2 separate regions of the Homo sapiens genome follow, and region 2 is linked to region 1. Evidence: chromatin contacts called from ENCODE Hi-C or POLR2A ChIA-PET data. All regions are on one chromosome and are shown on one strand. Each heading gives the region's core, a stretch centred on a gene start or an enhancer-like site at or near the end of the contact. The rest is flanking DNA. Distances are from core to core; before and after follow the strand shown. Region 1 holds the start of RNF126 (ring finger protein 126). Region 2 has its middle 13 kb from the start of GZMM.

Region 1 (4,840 bases), core at 2,037-4,536:
AGAATTTGCAGTGAGCCCAGATCATGCCACTGCACTCCAGCCTGGGCGGCAGAGGGAGACCCATCTCAAACAAAACAAAACAAAACAAAACAAAACAAAAAAGATGGGGTCTCCATCTGTGGCCCAGGCTGGAGTGCAGTGGTCCGATCTCAGCTCACTGCAACCTCTGCCTCCTGCTCAAGTGATCCTTCTGTCTCAGCCTCCTGAGTAGGTGGGATCACAGGTGCCCGCCACCACACCTGGCTAATTTTTGTATTTTTAGTAGAGACACGGTTTCACCATGTAGCCCAGGCTGGTCTTCAACTCCTGGACTCAAGTGATCCTCCTGCCTCAGCCTCTCAAGGTGCTGGGATTACAGGCATGAGCCACTGTCCCCGGCCTAATTCTATTTTTGTAGAGACAGGGTCTCACTATGTTGCTCAGGATGGTTTTGAACTCCTGGTCTCAGGCGTGAGCCACCTCGCCCTGCTTAGTTTGATACAAAATCCCTACGTTCCTTCTCATTCCCACTGTGTTTCCAGCACCTGCTTGAGCCCAGCACACAGTAGACACTCGGCAACTGTTGGTGCATTTGGGAATCTACTGAACACCTACTGGTGCGCTGGGTATTGGCCTCACATATGGGGAGACGCCATTAATAACCCACAGATGTGAGGATGGCTGTGGGGGATGGAAAGGGGGCTCTGAGAAGTGGGGTGCAGTGGTGGATGGGGCAGCCTCCTAAAAACCAGGGGAAAGGGCCGGGCGCGGTGGCTCACGCCTGTCATCCCAGCACTTTGGGACGCCGAGGTGGGCGGATCACCTGAGGTCAGGAGTTCGAGACCAGCCTGGCCAACATGGCGAAACCCCAGCTCTACTAAAAATACAAAAATTAGCCGGGCGTGGTGGCGCATGCCTGTGATCCCAGCTACTCGGGAGGCTGAGGCAGGAGAATCGCTTGACCCCTGGAGGCGGAGGTTGCAGTGAGCTGAGATCGCACCATTGCACTCCAGCCTGGGCAACAGAGTGAGACTCCATCTCAAAAAAAAAAAAAAAAAAAAAAAAAAGCAGGGGAAGGAGAGGGGACTTGGGGAAGGGCACAGCCTTGCAAGGCCCAGAGGTGGGAACCTGCTTAGCCCACCCAAGGGGGCCAGTGAGGCTGGGGAGGGGTCAGCGAGGGGCAGGTGACTCGGGGCAGGCAGCAGAGCACAGAGAGGGCTGAGGAGGTGCCAGCGGTCCTCATGTCTGCTCCGAGCCAACGGAAAACCGTCAGGTTCTGCCGCCTTCTCAGAGGTTAGGCCACTTGCCTAGGGACACACAGCCAGTTCGTGGTTTGGCGTCGTTTGAACCAGGCCTGCTGCTCCTCCTGCACTTGCGGAGCGTGAAGGCTGGTGCAGGGGCTGCGTCTGGCAAGCCTCGCCCCTCCCCAGCCTGGGGTTTTCCTGGATTCCCAGGGACGGGGCCCGTGCGCTCTCTGGTGGTCAGAGCAGGAATGACTGGATTCGCGCTGCTGCAAAGACGACTGGAAGGAGGCTGAAGCCCCTGTCCCCAACCTCTGGACATTCAAAACCCTAAATGCAGGCCGGGCGCGGTGGCTTACGCCTGTAATCCCAGCACTATGGCAGGCCGAGGCGGGCGGATCACCTGAGGTCAGGAGTTTGAGACCAGCCTGGCCAACATAGTGAAACCCCGTCTACTAAAAATACAAAAATTAGGCGGGCGTGGTGGTGCCCAGCCTGTAATCCCAGCAACTCGGGAGCCTGAGGCAGGAGAATCACTTGAACCCGGGAGGCGGAGGTTACAGTGAACCGAGATTGCGCCATTGCACTGCAGCCTGGGCAACAGAGCCAGACTCCATCTCTAAAAAACAAACAAACAAACAAAAAATCTAAATGCACAGGCTCCAACTCTTAATTCCTCAACAGTCTCGCTCCAATGCCTCATTTTGCAGGAAGTCCAACTCCAACCAAATCCTATTCATCCCTCAGCCCTGGTTCCAATGTCCTTACCCCTCGGAAGCCCTCTCTCTCTTTCCCCAGGCAGAGCCAGAGTCACCCTTGAGTTCCACGCTCCTGTCCAATCTCATGGGACTGGGGGTATCTGCGTGCATTCAGCATAGGGTCTGGTGTGCAGTAGTTGCTCAATGAGTGTTGAGTGAAGAAAGAAATACACGCATGAGGCCGGGCGCGGTGGCTCATGCCTGTAATCCCAGCACTTTGGGAGGCCGAGGCGGGCGGATCACGAGGTCAGGAGTTCAAGACCAGCCTGGCCAAATATAGTGAAACCCCGTTTCTACTAAAAATACAAAAATTAGCCGGTGTGGTGGCGGGTGCCTCTAGTCCTAGCTACTCGAGAGGCTGAGGCGGGAGAATCGCTTGAACCCTCGGCAGGCGGAGGTTGCAGTGAGCCGAGATCGGGCCATTGCACCCCAGCCTGGGTGACAGAGTGAGACTCCGTCTCAAAAAAAAAAAGAAAAAAGAAATGCATGCATGATTGGGCCAGAACTAACCTCAGAAATGATCCTGGCCTGTGCTGGGTGATGATACCGTTTCTACTGATTAAATTTGGAAGCAGGGGTTAGGTTTCCTGCCTTCTCCGCACCCGAGAGGCGCCTGGGCCGTCAGCCCGTGGAGCATCTTGGAAACAAGGCCACAACCCACAGACCTCAGCCTCTGTCTGACCCCACGGGTCCCAGTGAGGCCCAGACAGCGCCCTGAGCCCCGGGTCTGCCTGTATTCCGCAGCGCTGAGGGAATGCCTGCTGTGTGTCAGGCGCTGCTGCGGGTCCAAAAATCCCTTTGCTGCGCAGCTGACCTGACAGTGCATCGGGAGGGAATCAGTGCCACGGAGCAGGAGGGCAGCAGAGAAGACCTTGTAAGCTGACATTTGAGCAAAGACCTGGAAGAAAGCCACGCGGGCGTCGGGAGAGCGCTGCACCGGGCAGCGGGCGGGGGAGAGGGCGCCTGGCGAGCCCCAGGAACGGTGGGGACAGTGGGCTGAAGTACCGTGAGGGGAGACGGCGATGAGGTAGGGAAGCACTGAGGGACACGAAGGCCTGGGCAGCTTCGGGAGGGGAGGAGGGCCTCGGCCCCGCCCCGCGCACGCCCCGCTTCTCGTCTCTTCCGCCGCCTGCTTTGGCCCCGCCCCCGCCGGAAGCCCCGCCCCCGCTTGGAGCCCCGCCCAACGGCCGGGCCTAGTTTGTCTCTCAGCGGCCACCGTCGCCCGGGCCGCTGCCCGCCGAGTACGCAGCTTTCGCCGCTCCCGCGCCCCCGCTCCGCCCCGCGTGCCGTGCGTGCCGTGCGTGAGCGTGCGCGGGCGCGTCGGCCGGCGAGGGAGCAGCAAACGGCCGGCGGCGGGTGCCGCGCGGGGGGCGGGCGGCGCGGAGTAGGTGGCGGCGGCCATGGCCGAGGCGTCGCCGCATCCCGGACGGTACTTCTGCCACTGCTGCTCCGTGGAGATCGTCCCGCGCCTGCCGGTGAGGCCCGGGCCGGGGCGGCGGGCGGCAGGGTCTGCGCCGCAGGCCTGAGGCAAGGCCGGGGCCGGGGTGGGGGTCGCTTGCGCCCGCCTCTTGCGCGAGCTGACCACGACGGGAAAACTGAGGCTCGGGGCAGCGCCGGCCCAGGCTGAATCCGCGGGGAGCCCGGGCGGTGCGCGCGCGAACCCCGTCCTGTACATGCGGGAGACTGAGGCCCGGGCGGGAGGCAGGGCCTGGCCGGAGCGGCGCAGCGGGATCGCGGCCGGGTGACCCCACATCCGCGGCGTTCCCGACCCGAGAGGCCGCGAGGATCCCAGGTGGGATCCCTAAGCCCGGTGAGCCTGGTTTTGCAAACGGAGAAACTGAGGCCCGGCGAGCAGAGAGAGGGTATTGCCCGGTGGCGCGGCGCGGGGCAGGGGCTGGGCCTGGCGGGGCTCGGACCCCGAGAATAACGCCAGGGGACCCCCGCCGAGCGCGTGGTTGGGGGCGCCGGCGCCTCGCTGCAGGCTCGCCTCGTGGAGCCCTGGCCGCCGCCTTGGAGGCAGGCCCAGGCCCGGAACGCCCCAGGCACTGTCCCGGGGTCCGACCGCGGCCCGCCGGCGGGGCTTTGTGAGCAGAGCCTGCGTTCCTCCCCTCCCGGGGCTTGGCTGCGCAGCCCACCCTTCCTCCAGGTGTTTACAGCCGCCCCTCACCGAAGAGGACCCTGGGCCTGGGCGTGCCGAGTGCTACTTCCTGCTCGTTTAGGGCAGTGTTTCCCACGCGGACCTGATGTCACCTTGGGGGAGGTGGGAGCAGCGCTCGTTGAAGGTGCTATTTCCAGGCCCCTTTTCCAGGGTTTCGGAGTCAGTAGGTGTGGAATGCGCTCAGCAGTCTGCATTTCTAATATTATTTTTAGGAATGGGGTCTCCCTGTGTTGCCCAGGCTGGTCTTGAACTCCTGGGCTCAAGCGATTCTTCTGGCTCAGCCTCCCAAAACGCTGGGATTACAGGTGTGAGCCACCGTGCCCGGCGGTGGTCTGCATTTTTAACCCGTGTTGCCCTTCGCCAGGCTGACGTGCAAAGTGGTGATTTAGTCGAGCCACCCGTGCTTTATAGATGGGGAAACTGAGGCGCGTGGTGGCTCAGCGGGAAAGTGGCAGAGCCGGCTCAGTCGGGAGCCGCTTGGCCAGCTTGAGGGGAGCAGCCGCAGGAGGTGGAGGGGTCTGGACTCCCCACCCTGTGCCCAGGGGAAGAGGCTGCAGGCATTGAGGATTTACTGTGCTGTGTACGTAGCCGCCCGGCTGTTGCTACGCTTTGACCCGTAAGAGAAGTCCAAGCCCCCCAGAAGCAGTGCAGTTCCCCGGGAGTAGAGACCCAGGAAGGGGCTGGAGGGAGTCAGGAGAAGCCGC
Region 2 (4,917 bases), core at 1,364-3,863, 110 kb after region 1:
GAGGGCTTCACTCTGGGAGACCCCCGCTTCCCACTCTGGGAGACCCCCTCTCGGGGATGGCTTCGGATCAGGGGACTTGGAGCCTCAGAACCACCGGTGCCAAAGAGCTCCCACCTGGGGGGCCACAGGCTTGGAAAGTCCTCATGGGGGCGGGGGGTGGAGGGGGAGGGTCTGAAGCTACGTGCAGAACGAGGACACAGACGCGGATGAGGCCCAGCAGGGCCAGCTGCCTTCAAAGCCCCTCCAGGGTTGTAAACAACCACAGGGCCTGGCCCAATTCCTGCCCCCTCCGCAGCCCTCCCCTGGCAAGGCCCCAATCTGGCCTGAGGTCAGTTCTCCTGGGAACTTGGTCTTTGTTTACAAAATAAAGCCTGTGGCCGCCTTCAACACCCTGTTTCCTGGTCCCTTCCCTGGAAAGCCTTCCCTGACCCTCAGGCAGAGCCAGGGACCCCCTTGCCCCCGACCCAAAACCCCCGAGCCTGCTCTGCTCAGTTCTGGCCCCAGAAGCAAGAAGATCCCAGTCCTCTTTTATCTGCCAAGGAGAGGGTCTTCAGGACCACCCCCTGTAGGGCCTCATTTAGCAAATAAAAATACCCAGTTAATTTAAATTTCAGAGTTTATTTTATTTTATTTTTTTTGAGGCAGAGTCTCGCTCTGTCACCCAGGCTGGATGATCTCGGCTCACTGCAAGCTCCGCCTCCTGGGTTCAAGCGATTCTCCTGCCTCAGCCTCCCGAGTAGCTGGGACTACAGGCGCCCGCCACCACGCCTGGCTAATTCTTTGTATTTTTAGTAGAGACAGGGTTAACCATGTTAGCCAGGATGGTTTCGATCTCCTGACCTCGTGATCCACCTGCCTCGGCCTCCCAAAGTGCTGGGATTACAGGCGTGAGCCACCGCGCCCGGCCTATTTTATTTTATTTTGAGACACAGTCTCATTCTGTCACCCAGGCTGGAGAGCAGTGGTGTGATCTCTGTTCACTGCAACCTCTGCCTCCCGGGTTCACGCCATTCTCCTGCCTCAGCCTCCCGAGTAGCTGGGACTACAGGCGCCCGCCACCACGCCCGGCTAATTTTTTGTATTTTTAGTAGAGACAGGGTTAACCGTGTTGGCCAGGATGGTCTTGATCTCCTGACCTCGAGATCCGCCCACCTCGGCCTCCCAAAGTGCTGGGATTACAGGCGTGAGCGACGGCGCCTGACCTTGGCATCGTGATTCTTCAAACCTAAATCCTCCAGCTTGTGACTTCTGAGATACGAAGGAGAAACCATCAAGTTCAATAAGGGGCCAGGCGTGGTGGCTCACGCCTGTAATCCCAGCACTTTGGGAGGCCGAGGTGGGGCGGATTACTTAAGGTGAGGAGTTCGAGACCAGCCTGGCCAGCATGGTGAAACGCCGTCTCTACTAAAAATACAAAAATTAGCCAGGTGCGGTGGTGCGTGCCTGTAATCCTAGATACTCGGAAGGCTGAGGCAGGAGAATCGCTTGAACCTGGGAGGCGGAGGTTGCAGTCAGCTGCACCACTGCACTCCAGCCTGGGCAACAGAGAGAGACTCCATCTCAAAAAAGAGAAAAAAAGGCCAGGCACAGTGGCTCATGCCTGTAATCCCAGAACTTTGGGAGGCCAAGGCGGGTGGATCACCTGAGACCAGCCTGGCCAACATGGTGAAACTCCGTCTCTACTAAAAATATAAAATTAGTGGGCGTGGTGGCGGGCGCCTGTAGTCCCAGCTACTCGGGAGGCTGAGGCAGGAGAATTGCTTGAACCCAGGAGGCAGAGGTTGCAGTGAGCTGAGATTGCGCCACTGCACTCCAGCCTGGGTGACAGAGCGAGACTGTCTCAAAAAAAAAAATTCGAGAAGGGCCGTATGGCTGAAAATGTCTCTTGAATCAAATTCCCCTGCCCCGACCTCAGCCTTTGTGGACCTTTCTGTTTGGGGTCCCGGGGCCCCCACTTTGTCAGCGACCATCGTGCCTCTGCGCTTTGTTCTGGGACCGAGCCTGGGCACCGGCCTCTCCACAGGCTCATCCAGCTGCCTGAGAATCCTGGGGCCCCACGCTCAGCAAGGATGAGGACAGCAGCTTCCCCACCTCAGGGCGTACGTGGGCATCAGATGAGGCCTTCTGGCATTTACCACGGGACGACAAGCGTCTGCGTCTTCCCAGGGAGAACGGTGCCCCCCAAAACTCACGCCCACCCAGAACCTCAGAATGTGGCCTTATTTGGCAGAGGTAGTTAGGATAAAGTTGTAAGGGTGGCCCTGAGGCAATGGCTGGCATCCTCATCAGAAGAGGGACATTTGGACTGAGACATGGGGAGACGTCCCTGCGGGGACAGAGGCAGAGACTGCAGCAATGTGGACACAAGCCAAGGACGCCTGGCGCCCCCGGAGCTGGAGAAGGCAGGAGGACTCCTCCGTGGGGCCTCTCAGAGAGCGGCGCCTGCCCACACCTTGACCTCAGACTCCGGGCCCCAGGACGGGGAGGGGCTGCCTTCTGTTGTTTAAGTCACCCAGCATGTGGTCCCACGTCACTGTCAAGCTCCCGGGTGACACCTGTCCAGTTTAAACCACCTGAGACCAGAGCTCTGCCCACCGGCCACCCGGAGATGCTCACTCGGCTGTTCCCTTTTACACCAGGAGGAACCAGCGAGGGCTGGCAGGGCGCAGTGGCTCACACCTGTCATCCCAGCGCTTTGGGAGGTCGAGGCGGGAGGATCACTTGAGCCTAGGACTTTGAGACTCCATTAAGCAACATACTGAGACCCCATCTCGGCAAAATTACAAACATTAGCCAGGCGTGGTGGTGCACACGTGTAGCCCCATCTCCTCAGGAGGCTGAGGGAAGGGGATTGCTTGAGCCCAGCAGTTTGAGGCTGCAGTGAGCTAGGATTGCACCACTGCGCTGCAGCCTGGGTGACCCTGTCTCAAAAAAAAAAAACCACGAAAACACAGACGGAGGGGTGGAGGCTTCCAGGGCACTGCGTGTCCCACACAGGGTGTCAGCCTCCTGCTGGTGGCTGGTTCTGTGTCTCTAAGTCCCCAGTCACTCACCGGGGCTGGGGTGGGGACATCTCAGCACAGCAGGAGGGAACCACTGATGAGGCACGTCCGGGCTCAGAGATTAGCTCTCTCCCCGGGGCGTGGCTCCAGCTCACCAAACACCAGCCTGGCCTGGCCTCCACTGATCTCTGTCCAGTTGGAGTCACCCCAGGACCCAGTGGGTGGGGTGGGTGGGGTGGGGCGGTGCCCTGTGACCTCTGGAGGAGGCTGGAGAGGAAGCTCAACCCTTGCCTCTGAGCATTTTTTTGTTTGTTTTTTTGAGATGGAGTTTTTTGCTCTTGTCGCCCAGGCTGGAGTGCAGTGGCGCAATCTTGGCTCACTGCAACCTCCGCCTCCCGGGTTCAAGCGATTCTCCTGCCTCAGCCTCCCCAGTAGCTGGGATTACAGGCATGCGCCACCACGCCCGGCTAACATTGTATTTTTAGTAGAGACGGGGTTTCTCTGTGTTGGCCAGGCTGATCTGGAACTCCCGACCTCAGGTGATCCGCCCGCCTCGGCCTCCCAAAATGCTGGGATGACAGGTGTGAGCCACCATGCACGGCCGCCTCTGAGCATTTCTGACGGGTCCACCCCACTGGGCTGGATGCTTCCTCCTTCCTAGCCTCCCTGCCTCTACATCAGGGTCTCCCTTGAGGATGTCAAGGAATAAGGAAAATCGCAGCTTCCGCTGGGTACGGTGGCTTACACCTGTCATCCCAGCACTTTGGGAGGCCGAAGCGGGTGGATCACCTGAGGTCAGGAGTTCGAGACCAGCCTGACCAACATGGTGAAACCCCATCTCTACTGAAAATACAAAAATTAGCCGGGCGTGGTGGTGGGTGCCTGTAATCTCACCTACTCGGGAGGCTGAGGCAGGAGAATCACTTGAACCCGGGAGGAGGAGGTTGCAGTGAGCCGAGATTGCGCCACTGCACTCCAGCCTGGAAACAGAGACTCCGTCTCAAAAAAAAAAGCAAACAACAACAACAAAAAAAAAAAAAACAAAAAAAAAAACACCACAGCTTCTTTTAAGCACGTGCAGGGGCCGTGTGACTGTGGGACGTGACAAGGAGCTTCTGTCCAAGTTTCCGTGCGGGAAAGAAACACAAACGTCTGCGAAGTTCACAGCAGCCCAGGTCACGGCAGCCAAAGGTGGAAACAGCTCACCCATCCCTCGAGGGCAGTGAGTGGACAGAGGCAACGTGGTCCAGCCGTACCACGGAAGGACACCCCACCCCAAAATAACAGCACCAGGACGTGCCACCCCAAAGTGTACTTGTCCTGCGTCGTTCGAGCTGGTGACTCCCAGAAACCGCAGGCTCAGGACTAGCTCTGGACAAGTGCTCTTTTGTAAAATAAGTTCACGTCCACGAAGGACATCCACGCTGGCAACACACCTGCACCAGGAAGAGGGAGAGGGCTGCCCCGGGCAGCTTTCATTGCCAAGAGGCCTGGCTTTCTTTTTATCTTTTCTTTATTTGTTTTTATTTTTAATTTTAATTTTTTTGTATTTTTAGTAGAGACGGGGTTTCACCATGTTGGCCAGGCTGGTCTCGAACTCCTGGGCTCAAGTGATCTACCAGCCTTGGCCTCCAAAAGTGCTGGGATTACAGGCGTGAGCCACCGTGCCTGGCCTTTTTATCCTTTTTTTTTTTTAAAAAAAAATGAACACATGCCGGGCGCGGTGGCTCACGCCTGTAATCCCAGCACCTTGGGAGGCTGAGGCGGGCGGATCACGACATCAGGAGCTTGAGACCAGCGTGGCCAACATGGCGAAACCCCGTCTCTACTAAAAATACAAACAGTAGCCGGGCGTGGTGGCGGGTGCCTGTAATCCCAGCTACTCGGGAGGCTGAGGCAGGGGAATCGCTTGAAT

The links. Hi-C counts contacts between places; a loop is a spot of excess contacts on that map. ChIA-PET counts read pairs that join two places held with the same protein, here RNA polymerase II (POLR2A). Pooled maps may share reads with other maps.
Region 2: a pooled map shows a loop between it and region 1 (2.2-fold over the local background). The contact joins the enhancer-like site here to the promoter of RNF126 in region 1. A Hi-C loop is called at or near these places in 2 of 168 maps with a recorded cell type or tissue (CD8-positive, alpha-beta T cell and mammary epithelial cell) and 7 of 50 pooled maps. POLR2A ChIA-PET finds 5 or more read pairs at or near these places in 9 of 52 experiments (B cell, CD8-positive, alpha-beta T cell, GM10248 and 6 more).

What each region holds. Positions count from the first base shown.
Region 1 is chr19:661,660-666,499 of GRCh38, reverse strand. RNF126 (ring finger protein 126) reads left to right here and starts at 3,286. Exons shown (of 9, transcript NM_194460.3): 1 at 3,286-3,453. The coding sequence starts at 3,379. RefSeq lists silencers at 2,960-3,439, 3,930-4,219 and enhancers at 4,270-4,319, 4,610-4,669, 4,810-4,840.
Region 2 is chr19:554,332-559,248 of GRCh38, reverse strand. No RefSeq gene overlaps it. Among named protein-coding and RNA genes, the nearest start is that of GZMM, 13 kb to the right of the region's middle. RefSeq lists a cis regulatory region at 2,249-3,487. Within about 2 kb of position 2,613, at least 9 of the 41 ENCODE cell types and tissues checked have a DNase peak (open chromatin) inside an H3K27ac peak, as active enhancers do.